Linked DNA regions of Homo sapiens: region 1 is linked to region 2. A link is an interaction called in ENCODE POLR2A ChIA-PET data of the cell type or tissue named here. Cell type or tissue: HepG2. All regions are shown on one strand. Each heading gives the region's core, and the rest is flanking DNA. Links, peaks and the distances in the headings are about the cores only.

Evidence for each region. ChIA-PET counts read pairs that join two places held together with the same protein. Peaks named below come from ENCODE experiments on the same cell type or tissue, not always from the same donor. Only the 100,000 strongest peaks of a DNase experiment are listed, where the experiment ranks them.
Region 1: POLR2A ChIA-PET joins it to region 2 with 15 read pairs; 17 of 35 experiments call an interaction of 5 or more read pairs at or near these places.

The regions. Positions count from the first base shown.
Region 1 is chr19:14,039,188-14,043,187 of GRCh38, forward strand. IL27RA (interleukin 27 receptor subunit alpha) reads left to right here. Exons shown (of 14, transcript NM_004843.4): 3 at 321-478; 4 at 566-723; 5 at 3,266-3,425; 6 at 3,529-3,602. Among named protein-coding and RNA genes, the nearest start is that of IL27RA, 9.4 kb to the left of the region's middle. RefSeq lists an enhancer at 3,632-4,000. In HepG2, for the core only: no CTCF peak of the experiment used is centred there; no DNase peak of the experiment used is centred there.
Region 2 is chr19:13,932,828-13,945,475 of GRCh38, forward strand. PODNL1 (podocan like 1) reads right to left here and starts at 5,590. Exons shown (of 10, transcript NM_001370095.3): 1 at 5,352-5,590; 2 at 4,958-5,179; 3 at 3,540-3,633; 4 at 3,153-3,217; 5 at 2,894-3,003; 6 at 1,427-1,583; 7 at 1,051-1,166; 8 at 1-628. The coding sequence starts at 5,354. RefSeq lists an enhancer at 3,353-4,110. In HepG2, for the core only: no CTCF peak of the experiment used is centred there; no DNase peak of the experiment used is centred there; H3K27me3 peaks cover 1,047 bases.

The DNA of each region.
Region 1 (4,000 bases), core at 1-4,000, 100 kb after region 2:
GAGGTGGGAGGATCACTTGAACCCAGGAGGCAGAGGTTGCAGTAAGCCAAGATCACGACATTATACTCCAACCTAGGTGACTGTCTTAAAAAAAAAAAAGAAAAAGAGCAGTTACTTTTATTACCCTCATTTTGTAGATGAGGAAACTGATGCACAGAGAAGTTAAGTCACTTACTCAAGGTCACACAGCTCTGAAGCAGCAGAGGTGGGATTTGAACCCAAGCAGAGCAGGCTGCAGCCACTCTGTTGGCACAAGGGTGGTTATCAGTGGCCCTGGCTCTAGCCGAGTGTGCATCTCATCCCCGCCTCTCTCCTCACAGCCGTTCCAACAAAACCCAGACTGTGGCAGTGGCAGCCGGACGGAGCTGGGTGGCCATTCCTCGGGAACAGCTCACCATGTCTGACAAACTCCTTGTCTGGGGCACTAAGGCAGGCCAGCCTCTCTGGCCCCCCGTCTTCGTGAACCTAGAAACCCAAAGTAACGTGGCAGGAGGGTGGGCGCTCTATGCGGGGTGGGTGCTCTTGGAGGGCGTGGCTCACTACACCCTAGTTTCCCCTTCCCCAGTGAAGCCAAACGCCCCCCGGCTGGGCCCTGACGTGGACTTTTCCGAGGATGACCCCCTGGAGGCCACTGTCCATTGGGCCCCACCTACATGGCCATCTCATAAAGTTCTGATCTGCCAGTTCCACTACCGAAGATGTCAGGAGGCGGCCTGGACCCTGGTGAGTGCTGGGGTCCTTTTCTCCCCACCCTATTCCGGGCGGGGACTGAGGCAACATCTCCTAATCTGAGACCCAGCCCAGGACTCATTCTGTGCCTGCCCCTGAGCCTGTATGCCTCCCACTCAAAATGCCTGCATGTGCCTCTTGTTCAGCTACAAATTCTCCTCCCATGGCTGGGCACGGTGGTTCACGCCTGTAATCCCAGCACTTTGGGAGGCTGAGGGGGATGGATCACTTGAGGTCAAGAGTTCGAGACCAGCCTGGCCAACATGGTGAAATCCCATCTCCACTAAAAATACAAAAATTACCTAGGCATGGTGGTGGGCGCCTGTAATCCCAGCTACTGAAAGCTGAAGCAGGGGAATCACTGGAACCCGAGAGGCAGAGGTTGCAGTGAGCTGAGATTGGGCCACTGTGCTCCAGCCTGAGCTACAGAGTGAGACTCAGTCTCAAAAAAAAAAAATTTTTTTTCTCCTGCCAAAATAATCTATCACCCGGTCACAGTGGCTCATTTCTAAAATCCCAGCACCTTGGGAGGCTGAGGCAGGAAGATTGTTTGAGGTCAAGAGTTTGAGACCAGCCTGGGCAGGATAGCAAGACTCGTCTCTAAGAAGTTAAAAAATAATCTGACCAGGTGCGGTGGCTCACACCTGTAATCCCAGCACTGTGGGAGGCCAAGGAGAGTGGATCACCTGAGGTCAGGAGTTCGGGACCAGCCTGGCCAACATGGTGAAACCCCATCTCTACTAAAAATACAAAAAAGTAGCTGGGCGTGCTGGTGGGTGCCTGTAGTCCCAGCTAATTGAGAGGCTAAGGCAGGAGAGAATCACTTGAACCCAGGAGGTGGAGGTTGCAGTGAGCTGAGATCGTGCCACTGCACTCCACACTCCAGCCTGGCAACAGAGCAAGACTCCGTCTCAAAAAAAAAAAGAAGAAGAAGAGTTCAGAATTGTGATTATTCATGCAATTCAGAGCAACACTGAGATGCAGAATTTTTTTTTTTTTTTTTGAGATGGCGTTTTGCTCTTAATTGCCCAGGCTGGAGTGCAATGGCATGATCTCGGCTCACTGTAACCTCCACCATCTAGGTTCAAGCGATTCTCCTGCCTCAGCCTCCCGAGTAGCTGGGATTACAGGCATGTGCCATCATGCCCGGCTCATTTTGTATTTTCAGTAGAGACGGGGTTTCTCCATGTTGGTCAGGCTGGTCTTGAACTCCTGACCTCAGGTGATCCACCCACCTGGGCCTCCCAAAGTGCTGGGATTACAGGCATGAGCCACTGCACCCGGCCCCCTTTTTTTTTTGAGACGGAGTCTCACTGTGTTGCCCAGGCTGGAGTGCAGTGGTGCCATCTCAACTCACTGCAACCTCCACCTCTCAGGTTCAAGTGATTCCCCCACCTCAGCCCCTCAAGTAGGTGGGATTACAGGCATGTGCCACCATGCCCAGCTAAGTTTTTGTATTTTTTTTAATAGAGATGGGGTTTCGCTATTTGGCCAGGCTGGTCTCGAACTCCTGACCTCAGGTGATCCACCCACCTCCACCTCCTAAAGTGTTGGGATTACAGGCGTGAGCCACCTCACCCGGCTGAGATGCAGACTTTGGAATCTGACTACCTCAGTGCTCAGCTCCAGCACACCAGCTCTGTGACCTTGGGCTAGTCACTTTCCCTCTCTGGGCCTCAGTTCCCTCGTCTGTAAAACGAGATAATAATAGAAGTTACCACTTCCTGCTATACCTAGCACATAGAGTGACCACCTTTTCTCTGTCTGCTCGGGACTGTGGCAATTTTTTTGACAGGCCCATGTTCTGGAAACCCCCTTGGTCCTGGGCAAATACAAATGGTTGCTCACTCTGCTGATAGATAAGTTCAAGTACCAGCTAGGCGCAGTAGCTCTAATCCCAGCACTTTGGGAGGCCGAGGTGGGCAGATCACCTAAGGTCAGGAGTTCAAGACCAGCCTGGCCAAGATGGTGAAACCCCGTCTCTACTAAAAATACAAAAATTGGCTGGGCTTGGTGGCTCACACCTGTAATCCCAGCACTGTGGGAGGCCGAGGCGGGCGGATCACGAGGTCAGGAGATCGAGACCATCTTGGCCAACATGGTGAAACTCTGTCTCTACTAAAATACAAAAAATTAGCTGGGCATGGTGGCGCGTGCCTGTAATCCCAGCTACTTGGGAGGCTGAGGCAGGGGAATCGCTTGAACCCAGGAGGCAGAGGTTGAAGTGAGCTGAGATCGTGCCACTGCACTCCAGCCTGGCGACAGAGCAAGACTCTGCCTCAAAAAAAAAAAAAAAAAAATTAACCAGGTGTGGTGGTGGGTGCCTGTAATCCCAGCTACTCAGGAGGCTGAGGCAGGAGAATTGCTTGAACCCAGGAGGGAGAGGTTGCAGTGAGCCAAGATCACACCACTGCACTCTAGCCTGGGCCACAACGAGACTGTCTCAAAACGAAAAACAAAGGAAAAAAAAAAAGATAAGTTCAAATACCCTTGACTCAGGCCCTGGGCCCATCACGCTCGCCTGTCTCTCCCCCAGCTGGAACCGGAGCTGAAGACCATACCCCTGACCCCTGTTGAGATCCAAGATTTGGAGCTAGCCACTGGCTACAAAGTGTATGGCCGCTGCCGGATGGAGAAAGAAGAGGATTTGTGGGGCGAGTGGAGCCCCATTTTGTCCTTCCAGACACCGCCTTCTGGTGAGGATATCTGGGCTTGCCCTCAATCCACGCCCCTCCCACCCCCAGAAGTCTGTCCAATCATGTCCCACTCATTTGTTCCCCGTTTCCTCATCCTTGCCAGCTCCAAAAGATGTGTGGGTATCAGGGAACCTCTGTGGGACGCCTGGAGGAGAGGAACCTTTGCTTCTATGGAAGGTGAGCTTCAGGCACCAGTTACATTTCTCTGCACGTGTTAGGAAACCCCTAAATAACAATGACATAAGGCCGGATGCAGTGGCTCACGCTTGTAATCCCAACACTGCTGTGGGAGGCCGAGGAGGGTGGATCACTTGAGGTCAGCAGTTGGAGACCAGCCTGGCCAACATGGTGAAACCCCATCTCTACTAAAAATACAAAACTTCACGGGGAGTGGTCGTGGGCGCCTGTAATCCCAGCTACTCTGGAGGCTGAGGCAGAAGAATCACTTGAACCCAGGAGGTGAAGGTTGCAGTGAGCCGAGATCACACCACTGCACTCCAGCCTGGGCAACAAGAGTGAAACTCCGTCTCCAAAACAAAAAACAAACAAAACCCAATGACATAAACAAGACAGAG
Region 2 (12,648 bases), core at 4,130-8,129:
TGGCCCGATGTCGCCGACCCGGAGCCGGTTGTGCGCCAGGCTGAGCTCCCGCAGTTGGTCCAGGCCGGCCAGAGGCTCGGGCTCGAGCATCCGCAGCTGGTTGCGTTGCAGCTGCAGGGTGCGCAGGCCAGTGGGCAGGCCCATGGGCAGCCGGGTTAGCTGATTCCCTGCCAGGTCGAGGCTGCGCAGGGCACGCAACCGGCGGAAGGCCCGGTGGTGCACACGGGCGCTGGCCAGGCGGTTATAGGCCAGGTTAAGCTCCGTCAGGCCCGGTGTGGCGACCAGGTCACGGGCACCCAGCGCGGCCACGTGGTTGTGGGGCAGCACCAGGGCACGCAGGCGGCGGGGCAGGGCTGGAGGCACGCGGTCCAGCCCATTGCCATAGAGGTGCAGCGTGTGCAGGCCCCGCAGCGGCCGCAGAGCCCCGGCGGGCAGCCCTGAGCTCCCCAGCTGGTTGTGCTGCAGCAACAAATAGCGCAGACCACGCGCCCCGTGCAGCCGAGCCGCCTCCACCTGCCGGATGCGGTTGCGGCCCAGGTGCAGGATAGCCAGGGTCCGGGGCAGGCCGGCGGGCACTGTGGTCAGCTGGTTGTGGGAGAGATCCAGGTATTCAAGGCTATGCAGCTTGCTGGAAGGAGAGAGGGTCGGTGTTAGGTGGGGCACTTGGAGTGGGGTGCCTGACAGATTTTGGCGGGGAGGCTGGGGAGTGGTCCTGAGACAGATTTAAGCTGGAGATTTTGACTTGGGAGTGATGCGTGGAGAGAGCTGGGTGGGAGGTAAACTTGGGGTGCCCAGGGCAGATTCCAGCCTGAGAGTTAGCTATGGGGGTGACCAGGGTAGAGCCGAGATGGAAAGGCATGTGAGACTTACGATGTCAGTGCAGGGCTGTGGGGAACAGGGACACCTACCCAGTGCTCTGCCGAGCCCAGTGAGCAGCAGGCACTCAGTAAATGAGGCCGTGGCTTAGGAGCCAGTCAGGGAAGGGGGACTGAAGGTTGGGACCCCCGACTGTAAATTCTCAGCCCCTGCTGCCCCCCAACCAGCCTGTACCTGAAGGTGGTGGCATCCAGGCCACTGTCTGTCAGCTGGTTGTGCTGGAGGTAGAGCTCACGGAGTTGAGTCTGGCGGCTCAGGGCTCCTCGGGGCACCTTGGAGATGAGATTGTTCTGGAGAAGGAAGAAGAGAATGAGACTTGAGTCTGGGATGAGGGCAGCGGGAAGCCACAGACGGCTCTTGAGTAAGGGAGTGACGAGGAGCTTGCCTTGAGCTCAAAGCGATTTCCAATAAAGTGATTCAAAGAAGGATAACTCTGACCACTGGCATTCTGAGGGGCAATTGAGAAGAATGGAAAGCTAGGAACTGGAGGGGTCCCCCTGGAAAGAGGTGAAGAGAGTCTGGCCCGGGGTGGGACCTACAGCAGGGCTACCTGCAGGTGGAGCCGCTCGAGTGAGGGCGGCAGGCTGGGCGGCAGGTAGCTGAGCTGGTTGTTGGAGAGGCTGAGGGTGGCGATGGCCTCGGAGCCGCGGAAGGCGTCGGGGGGCAGGCCAGCGTTGCTCAGCTGGTTGTTGTGGAGGTACACGGACCTGAGGAGAGCCAGGCTCCGGCCACCAGCCTGCCCCTCGCCTCCTACCACCCCACTCCCGCACCACACCCTGCTCAGGGTCGCCTTCAGTGTGTGTGTGTGTGTGTGTGTGTGTGTGCGCGCGCATGTGTGGAGTCTGTGTGGGAATGTAATTGTGTATGTGTGCATGTGACTGTGCGTAGGTGTGCAGGTGAGTGTGCATGTGTGTTGTATGAATAGACGTGTGTGCATGTGTGAGCAGTGTGCATGTGTAAGTGTAATGAGTGCATATGTGGAGTGTGTGTGCACGTGTGTATGTGATTGTAAGAGTGTGTGGGCGTGCATGTGTGTATGTATATGCAAGTGTGTGCTATGTGCCTGTGCATAAGTGTGCATGGGTGAGTGTGTGCATGTGATTGTAAGTGTGGGTGTGCATGTGTGCATGCCTGTGCATAAGTGTGCATGTGATTGTGTGTGTGCAGCCGAGTGTGCAACTGTGTGTATGCATGTATGTCCATGTGTGCATGTGATCATGTGCAAAAGTGTGAGCATTGTGTACATATGTGCATGTGTGTGCTTGTGTGTGCATGTGATTGCGTGTGCATGCATGAGTGTGTGCCTGTGTGCATGTGGTTGGAAGTGTGTGCAGGTGTGTATGTGAGTCTGTGTGTGTGCTTGTGTGTGCATGTGATTGTGTGTGCATGAGCATGTGTTCATGTGGTTGTGTGTGCAGGTGTGTATGTGAGTCTGTGTAAGTGTGTGTGTGTGTGTGTCCCTGCACATACTGTCTCCACCTCAGTCTGGAGTTCTGACACAGCATACAGGGCCCTGTCTCCCCGCTCACTCTCCTCCCAGGGTAGAACTATGCCCTCTTCCCACTCCCCAAGGCTAGGGATCTGTCCCTGGTTAAGCCCTCCAGGGCAAGGCATTTTGTTTCTGTTTTTGTTTTTAATTTTGAGACAGAGTCTCACTCTGTCGCCCAGGCTTGAGTGCGGTGGCACGATTTCGTCTCACTGCAAACTCCACCTCCTGGGTTCAAGCCAGTCTCCTGCCTCAGCCTCCTGAGTGGCGGGGATTACAGGCGCACACCACCACCCCCAGCTAATTTTTGTATTTTAAGTAGAGACAGGGTTTCATCATGTTGGCCAGGCTGGTCTCGAACTCCTGACCCCAGATGATCCTCCCACCTTGGCCTCCCAAAGTGCTAGGATTACAGGAGTGAGCCACTGCACCCGGCCGAGGGCAAGGTCTTAACTCCCTCATTGCTCCTAGAACCGGGGCATGACACAGATGTATCTGAGGCCTGGGGGCCTGGGCTGGGCCAGGGTCTACCTGAGTGCCGGCTTCTCCCCAAAGGTGAGGGGGAAGATCTCCATCACTTGGTTGGCAGCCAGATCCGCGACACGGAGGGACCGGGGCAGAAACTGAGGGGCCACTGAGAGCTGTGGGGACACAGCCCACAGCCGGACTGGTCCTGGTGCGCCTTGGCCCCACCACTTCCCCAGCAGAGCTGTCCCCTCCACACCCTGGGCTGAGTGACTGAAGCTGCACCCTCACTGGGCTCGGCCTGCGGGTGGGGCTGGGGGCTCACCTTGTTGTGAGCCACGCAGAGGTGCTGCAGCTGGGTGAGGGACTCGAAGGCCTCGTCAGGCAGGCCTGGGAGAGTAGGGGGGCAGTGAAGGGACCCCAGGCCTGTCTTGGGTGGAGGGGGAGTCTGGGCTCCCAGCTGCCCCAGGACTCTCGGCCGGGGAACTGGCAGAGGCTCCCCAGGCCCTCAGATCCCCTCCTCCCCATCCCTACTCAAAAGCCACAGCCCCCAACCCCCACCCCAGCTCCTGAGTTTCCATCCTGCTCAGCAAAGGGCAGTTCTGGGAACTGCCACAGAGCTGCCCGCAGATGGGGCGGGGGAGGGGGATGGCAGCTGAGACCTCGGTCAGTCCTACAGCCCCAGAGAGGCCGCCTCCCTCTGCCCCCTCACCTTCGGAGGAGATGAGGTTGTTGTGGAGGTTGAGGGTTCGCAGGCCACTGAGGCGGGACAGCTCATTGTAGGGGAGTTCCTGGAGCTGGTTGTTCTGCAGGGTGAGAGTTGGGGTGTTCACACCCGTGACCCCGTGACCAAGTGACCCCAAGCACTGATTCTCAACTTCCCATCAGCCCAAACCAGCCCCATACCATCATCACCCCCACAGTTAATCCCAAACACCCCATCACTCTGACCCAGTCTTATAACTGCCAAGATGTCAAACCCCAAACCCCCACAATCGACCCCAAATGTGCCATCACCCCCACAATCGACCCCAATTCCCCCAACACCCCCACAATCAACCCAAATGTGCCATCACCCCCACAACCGACCCCAAATGCACCATCACCCCCACAATCGACCCCAAATTCCTCAACACCCCCACAATCAACCCCAAATGTGCCATCACCCCCACAATCACCCCCAAATGCACCATCACCCCCACAATCGACCCCAAATGCCCCAACACCCCCACAATCGACCCCAAATGCGCCATCACCCCCGCAATCAACCCCACATGCCACAACACCCCCACAATCGACCCCAAATGCGCCATCACCCCCGCAATCAACCCCACATGCCACAACACCCCCACAATCGACCCCAAATGCGCCATCACCCCCGCAATCAACCCCACATGCCACAACACCCCCACAATCGACCCCAAATGCGCCATCACCCCCGCAATCAACCCCACATGCCACAACACCCCCGCAATCGACCCCAAATGTGCCATCACCCCCGCAATCAACCCCACATGCCCCAACACCCCCGCAATCGACCCCAAATGTGCCATCACCCCCGCAATCAACCCCACATGCCCCAACACCCCCGCAATCGACCCCAAATGTGCCATCACCCCCGCAATCAACCCCACATGCCCCAACACCCCCGCAATCGACCCCAAATGCGCCATCACCCCCGCAATCGACCCCAAATGCGCCATCACCCCCACAATCGACCACAATGCGACATCACCCCCACAATTGACCCCAAATGCGCCATCACCCCCACAATCGACCCCAAATGTGCCATCACCCCCACCATCAACCCCACACGCCACAACATCCCCATAACCCCAAACTCCCCATCACACTAACTCCAAACAACACTATAACCGCCAAGATGTTGACCCTAACACCACTAATCCTCAGTCCCCGACAACTTCCAGCATGTCCACGCTCACCCCTCTCATCTTGGGCATGCAGAGCCAATCTGCCAAGGCAAAGCTCCATCACAGCCTGCTCTGCACCGCCCTCCTGCAAGTGTGTTCCTATACCCCACCACGCTCCTCAGCTCTGGGGCACCCCTCCAGCTCCCCTCACCACTGGGTCTCAGCCCTGCATGCCCCCACTCCCCTCCGTGGGCCCCACCTGCAGGGAGAGGTGCTGAGCGGCTCTGGTGATGTTGTCCGGGAACACTCGAAGGTCCAAGCCATCACAGTCCACAGTGTCGACTCGGGGGCAGGAGCAGCGCAGGGGACAGGCCCGGGGCAGGGGCTGCAAGCTCTCCCCCAGGTGGGGGAAGGCAGCGTCTTCCAAGCCGGCGACGGGCGGGGGCCCCGGCAACAGCAGGAGCAGCAGCAGGCTCGGCCACTGCGGGGGAGGGAGGGTCAGCGTGTCTCCAGGCTGGGCGCAGGGTCGCCATGGTGACTGGAGCATCCCCTCCTCGGGGAGGGTCTTGGTGGGGAGGCAGTGGCCAGTTGGCAGAGCAGGGGTGGGGGGGCAGGCAGGCCCCACCCTCAGACCCTCCCGTGCCCCACCTTACCATGGCCAGCCCTGACTCTGCCATCTCGCCCAAGCTGCTGACCAGGACTTCCTAATGGAAACCAGGCGGTCACCTCCTGGAGCCTCTGCTGTGGCCACCACCGCCCCCCATCTCCAGACCCATGCCACCCCCCACAACAGCCTGTTCTCCCGGGGCTTTGGGGGAGCTGGCCCACCCCCTTCCCCGCCCTGGGGAGGACGGGCAGGCGGCCGGATGGGGTGGTGAGGACAGGCCAGCCCGTCCCCTTGGTCCCCCCCAACAACCACCCCATCTCTGCTTTCGTAACCTCAGCCAGCCTGGGCCGGGCCACAAGAACAAGGAATGTTTGGGGAAAAGCTGAGATTCGTCCTGTCTGGTATTTGGGACGACCGCAGGAGTAGGGGTGGGGATGGAGGGATGGGGGGAGCTTCGGGGCACAGGAGAGTTCCGAGAAGCAGGGGCGGGCAGCAGCGAGGGATTAGGGAGGCCTGAGCTTAGCCTGGCAGCCCAGATGCCAGCCTGGGAGCTCCTGACCAGGTCTGCTGCCCGGCACCCACCTCCCCTCTGCTGGCTGGTCTTGCTCCAGACACCCGCCCCCTCCTCCCCCCGCAAATGGCCACAGCCGCCTGGAAGGAAATTACATATATCCAGGCATCAGCCTGGTGGTTAAGAGTGTGAGCTTGGTGCCAGCCTGCCTGGGTTTGAACCTGGGCTGTGCCACCTCTCAGGGCCTTGGTTTCCCTTTCTGGGGTAATGGTTGGCTCACCACCCCACACTCCCCCACAGTGTTGTAAGGATTATACGAAGTGTGCATTCAGAACAGTGCCTGGCATATCCCAGGGCTTTGGCACCCGTGGATGGGGGTGACAAGCTGGTCTCCACATGAGGTCAATTCTCCCAGACCCACAACTTACCAACAGGGCGGCTTCAGACAGGTCCTTCTCCTGCCCAGACCTCAGCTTTCCCACACATAAAATGGGATTGACAGGCTGGGTGCTGGGGTTTATACCTGTAATCCCAGTGCTTTGGGAAGCTGAGACAGGAGGATCTCTCTTTTGTTTTTTGAGACAGAGTCTCACTCTGTCACTCTGTCGCCTAGGCTGGAGGGCAGTGGCGTGATCTCGGCTCACTGCAACCTCCACCTCCGGGGTTCAAGTGATTCTCCCGCCTCAGCCTCCCAAGTAGCTGGGATTACAGGCGCCTCCCACCATGCCCAGCTAATTTTTGTATTTTTAGTACAGACAGGGTTTCGCCAAGTTGGCCAGGCTGGTCTCGAACTCCTGACCTCAGGTGATTTGCCCACCTTGGCCTCCCAAAGTGCTCGGATTACAGGCATGAGCCACCACATCTGGCTAGAAGGATCTCTTGAGGCCAGGAATTTGAGACCAGACTGGGCAATATAGTGAGACCCTGTCTCTAAAAATAAATTTAAAAAAAAATTAGCCTGGGCTGGGCTCCATGGCTCACACCTGTAATCCCAGCACTTTGGGAGGCTTAGGCAGGCGGATCACCTGAGGTCAGGAGTTCCAGAGCATCGAGCCCAACATGGTGAAATCCTGTCTACTAAAAATACAAAAATTAGCTGGGCATGATGGCACGTGCCTGTAATCCCAGCTACTCCAGAGGCTGAGGCACGAGAATCGCTTGAACCTGGGAAGTGGAGATCACATCACTGCACTCCAGCCTGGGCAACAGAGCAAAACTCTGTTTCAATAATAATAATAATAATAATAACTAACCTGGTATGGTGGTGCACACCCACAGTCCCAGGTACTCAGGAGGCCAAGGCAGGAGGAACACTTGAGCCTCTGGGCTCAAGTTTGAGGTTACAATGAGCTATGTGCCACTGCACGCCACTCTGGGCAACAGAATAAAACCCTGTTATTAAATAAAGAAAAAAAAAGTGGGGGGATGACAAACCCCCCCCCTCAAAGAGCTGTCTTGAAGCAGAACGAGGCAGTGGGTAGAACATTTTAAGAATGGTGGCTGGGTGTGGTGGCTCATGCCTGTAATCCCAACACTTTTGGAGGCTGAGGCAGGAGGATGGCTCTAAGCCCAGGAGTTTGAGACCAGCCTGGTCAATAATGGTGAGACCCCCGTCTCTAAAAAAATTTTTTAAAAACTTTGTGGGGGGCCAGGCGCGGTGGCTCACACCTGTAATCCCAGCACTTTGGGAGGCCGAGGCAGGTGGATCACAAGGTCAAGAGATCGAGACCATCCTGGCTAACACTGTGAAACCCCATCTCTACTAAAAATACAAAAAATTAGCTGGGTGTGGTGGTGCGCGCCTGTAGTCCCAGCTACTCAGGAGCCTGAGGCAGGAGAATCACTAGAACCAGGGAGGCGGAGGTTGCAGTGAGCCGAGATCACGCCACTGTACTCCAGCCTGGGTGACAGAGCAAGACTCCGTCTCAAAAAAAAAAAAAAAAAAAAACTTAGCGGGGGCCAGGCGCGGTAGCTCACACCTGTAATCCCAGCACTTTGGGAGGCCGAGGTGGGCAGATCAGCTGAGGTCAGGAGTTCGAGACCAGCCTGGCCAACATGGCGAAACCCTGTCTCTACTAAAAAATACAAAAATTAGCTGGGTGTGGTGGCATGTGCCTGTAATCCCAGCTACTTGGGAGGCTGAGGCAGGAAAATGGCTTGAACTTGGGAGGCAGAGGTTGCAGTGAGCAGAGATTGTGCTACTGCACTCCAGTCTGGGCTATGGTGCGAGACTCTGTCTCAAACAAAACAAAACTTAGCGGGGCATGGTGGTGTTGCCTGTAGTCCCAGCTACCAGGGAGGCTGAAGTGGGAGGATCACATGAACCCAGGAGGTTGAAGCTGCAGTGAGCCGTGTTCATGCTACTGTACACCAGCCTGGATGACAGAGTGAGACCCTGTCTCAAAAATGAATGAATAAATAAAAATAAAAGTATAGTGTCGGCCAAGGACGGTGGCTCACACCTGTAATCCCAGCACTTTGGGAGGCCAAGGCAGGTGGATCACCTGAGGTCAGGAGTTTGAAACCAACCTGGCCAACATGGTGAAACCCAGTCTCTACTAAAAATACAAAAATTTCCTGGGCACGGTGGTGCATGCCTGTAATCCCAGCTACTCAGGAGGCTAATGCAGGAGAATTGCTTGAACCTGAGAGCTGGAGGCTGCAGTGAGCCGAGATCACACCACTGCACTCCAGGCTGGGTAACAGTGAGACTCCGTCTCAAAAAAAAAAAAAAAAAAAAAGTATAGCGTCTGCTCAGCTTGGGAGTGGCCAAGGCCAGGAGTTGGAGTCTCCCAGAAGCAGAGCTTGAGACAAGGATTGAGTGCATTTATTCCAGAGAAGGCAGGCAGTGATACAGGGGAGGGAGGAAGTGATCAAGAAACAGTGGCTGGGCGCAGTGGCCCACGCCTGTAATTCCAGCACTTTGGGAGGCTGAGGTGGGCAGATCACCTAAGGTCAGGAGTTCGAGACCATCCTGGCCAACAAGGTGAAACCCCGTCTCTACTAAAAATACAAAAAAATTAGCCAGGCATGGTGGCAGGCACCTATAATCCCAGCTACTTGGGAGGCTGAGGCAGGAGAATTTCTTGAACCTGGGAGGTGGAGGTTGCAGTGAGCCGAGATTGCATCACTGCACTCCAGCCTGGGCGACAGTGCAAGACTCCATCTCAAAGAAAAAAAAGTTAAGAAACATGGGCCAAGAGAGGTGGTTATCTGTTCATGTTTCCTAGGGCTGTGTGACCTCCTGAGGGTCTCTCTTCATGGGGTGAGACAGGAGACGGGTCTTAGTTTAGGCCAGAAGAGAACAACAGCTCCTATCTCAAGTACTCCCCATGGGATGGATGGCCATTAGCTTGGACATTGGGTGGAAGTTCCTCAGTCTCTTCAGCAGTGTAATGGGGCTAACCCTAGGGAGACAGGACTACTGTAGCAGTCCTAGCCCCCAGGGAAGCAGCAATAAGAACCAAGATGTTTGAGTTCCGGGCAAGCCTCTTTCCATTGCAAAGGAAGGAGAACCCAAACTGAACTAGCTAATACAAACAAGGGCATTTACTGGCTCATGAACAGAAAACCTGTATCCTTCAGGCACAGCTGGATCCAGGGGCTCCAGTGATCTCTTCTAGATGAATTCTCTCTTGAACTCTGAACTCTACTTGCAGGCTTCTGTATGTGGTGCTAAGACATTCCCAGAACCAATAAGCATTCTTCCCTGGCTTTAGTAGAAAGCCTCAGACTTAAATCTCATTGGCCTAAATTTGGTCACATGTCCATCCAGAGCCAATCCCTGGGGCCAGAGGGATGGAATGTGCTGATTGGCTAGGAACCTAACCATTGTTCCTGTAAATAACCCACTGGCCTTATCTTCCTGCAACAAACTCCCCTTCTGCCACACTGTCCTGTCCAGTCCTGCCTGGTCCTGCCCAGTTCTGCATTACCCAGCAGGGGCCTCTGCAGGGATAACAATGGAGTATGGTCCATCAATGTGGCCCCAGTGTCCAGCATGGAGCCTGGTATAATCAGTATTTAGTAAATATTTACAGAATGCACATAGGATTGGCTGTGCGCCCCTGTGGCTCACACCTGTAATCCCAGCACTTTGGGAGGCAGAGACGGGCAGATCATGTGAGGTTGGGAGTTTGAGACCAGCCTGGCCAACATGGTGAAACCCCATGTCTACTAAAAAATACAAAAAAAAACAACAAAAAAAATTAGCTGTGTATGGTGGTGCACACCTGTAATCCCAGCTACTCAGGAGGCTGAGGCAGGAGAATCGCTTGAGCTCAGGAGGCACAGGTTGCAGTGAGCCGCGATCACACCACTGCACTCCAGCCTGGGTGACAGAGCAAGACTCTCTCTAAAAAAAGACAGAAAGGGCCAGGCACGGTGTCTCATGCTGTAATCCCAGCACTTTGGGAGGCTGAGGCAGGCGGATCACCTGAGGTCGGGAGTTTGAGACCAGCCTGACAAACATGGATAAACCCCGTCTCTACTAAAAATACAAAATTAGCCAGGCATGGTGGCACATGCCTGTAATCCCAGCTACTCAGGAGGCTGAGGCAGAAGAATCACTTGAACCTGGGAGGCAGAAGTTGTGGTGAGCTGAGATCGCGCCATTGCACTCCAGCCTGGGCAACGAGAGTGAAACTCCAAAAAAAAAAAGAAGAAAAAAGAAAGAAAGAAAAGGAATGCATTCACAGTTCTGGAGGCTGGAAGTGGTTCCAGGCAACTTGGTGTTTCCTGGCTTGTGGCTGCATCACCCTAATCTCTGCCTCAGTTTCCACGTGGCCTTCTTCACTGAGCCTGTTTCTCCTCTCCTGTCTTTATTTATTTATTTTTGAGATGGAGTCTCGCTCTGTTGCTCAGGCTGGAGTGCAGTGGTGTGATCTTGATTCACTGCAAGCTCTGCCTCCTGGGTTCAGGCCATTCTCCTGCCTCAGCCTCCCAATTAGCTGGGACTAAAGGTGCATGCCACCACGCCCGGCTAATTTTTTTGTGTTTTTAGTAGAGACGGTGTTTCATCATGTTAGCCAGGATGGTTTCGATCTCCTGACCTCATGATCCACCTGCCTCAGCCTCCCAAAGTGCTGGGATTACAGGCGTGAGCCACCGCGCCCAGCCTCTCCTCTCCTGTCTTTTATAAAGACACTGGTCTTTGGATTCAGGGTCCACTCAGTTAATCTGGGATAATCTCATCTCAAGATCCTTAACTGAATTACATCGCAAAGACCTGTTTTCCAAATCAGGTCACATTCACGGCATCGGGGAGACAGGACATCTACCTATCTATTTGAGGGACACCATTCAAACCACGACATGGATTTACCTGGGTAGAGATAATCTTGTGGGAAAAAAAATTGCAGAATGATGCTAACAATGTAGATCATTTCCATATATTAAAACATACATATTGGCTAGCTCTGGGGGGAGACCTGAATGCTTGTGGCTGGGGGCAAAGAGAGGCTTGCCACTGGATATCCTTGTACATCTGTTTTTGTTTTGTTTTATTTATTAAATTAATTAATTAATTAATTTTTTTGACAGAGTCTCGCTCTGTCACCCAGGCTGGAGTGCAGTGGCGCAATCTCGGCGGCTCACTGCAAGCTCCGCCTCCCGGGTTCACACCTTCTCCTGCCTCAGCCTCCCGGGTAGCTGGGACTACAGGCACCCGCCACCATGCCTGGCTAAATTTTTTTGTATTTTTAGTAGAGACAGGGTTTCACCGTGTTAGCCAGGATGGTCTTGATCTCCTGACCTCATGATCTGCCTGCCTTGGCCTCCCAAAGTGCTGGGATTACAGGCGTGAGCCACCACACCTGGCCCTATTTGTTTATTTTGAGACAAAGTCTCTCTGTTGCCCAGGCTGGAGTGCAGTGGCGGGATCTTTGCTTACTGCAGCCTCCGATCCCTGGGTTCAAGCGATTCTCGTGTCTCAGCCTCCCGAGTAGCTGGGACTACAGGTGCAGGCCATGATGCCTGGCTAATTTTTGTATTTTTAATAGAGACAGGTTTTGCCAAGTTGGCCAGGCTGGTTTCAAACTCCTGACCTCAATGATCCGCCCGCCTTGGCCTTCCAAAGTACTGGATTACAGATGTGAGCCACTACTCCTGGCCTGTTTGGGGTTTTTTTTTTGTTTGTTTTGGGGTTTTTTTGAGAGGGAGTCTCACTCTGTCACCCAGGCTGGAGTCCAGTGGCACGATCTCGGCTCACTGCGACCTCTGCCTCCTGGGTTCAAGCAATTCTTCTGTCTCAGTCTTCCCAGTAGCTAAGACTACAGGTGTACACCACCATGCTTGGCTAATTTTTGTATTTTTATTACAGACAGGATTTTACCATATTGGTCAGGCTGGTCTTGAACTCCTGATCTCAGGTGATCCACCCACCTTGGCCTCCCAAAGGGCTGAGGTTACAGGCATGAGCCACCACACTCGGCCTGTTTTATTTTGTTTTTTAAGAGACAGGAGCTCGCTATGTTTCCCAGTCTGAACTCCAACTCCCAGGCTCAAGCAATACTCCTGAATAGTTGGGGCCATGGGCATGCACCACTGTGCCCTGTACATCTGTTGAATTAAATAGCAAAAAAGTTGAGCAGGGTGCAGTGGCTCACACCTGTAATCCTAGCTACTCAGGAGCCTGAGGCAGGAGGAACACTTGAGGACAAGAGTTCAAAACCAGCCTGGGCAACATAGTGAGACCCTCATCTCTAAAAAAAAAAAAAATTCAGAAAATTAGGTTGGGCAAGGTGGCTCACGGTTGTAATCCCAGCACTTTGGGAGGTGGAGGTGGAAGGATTGCATGAGCCCGGGAGTTCAAGACCAGCCTGAGAAACAAAGT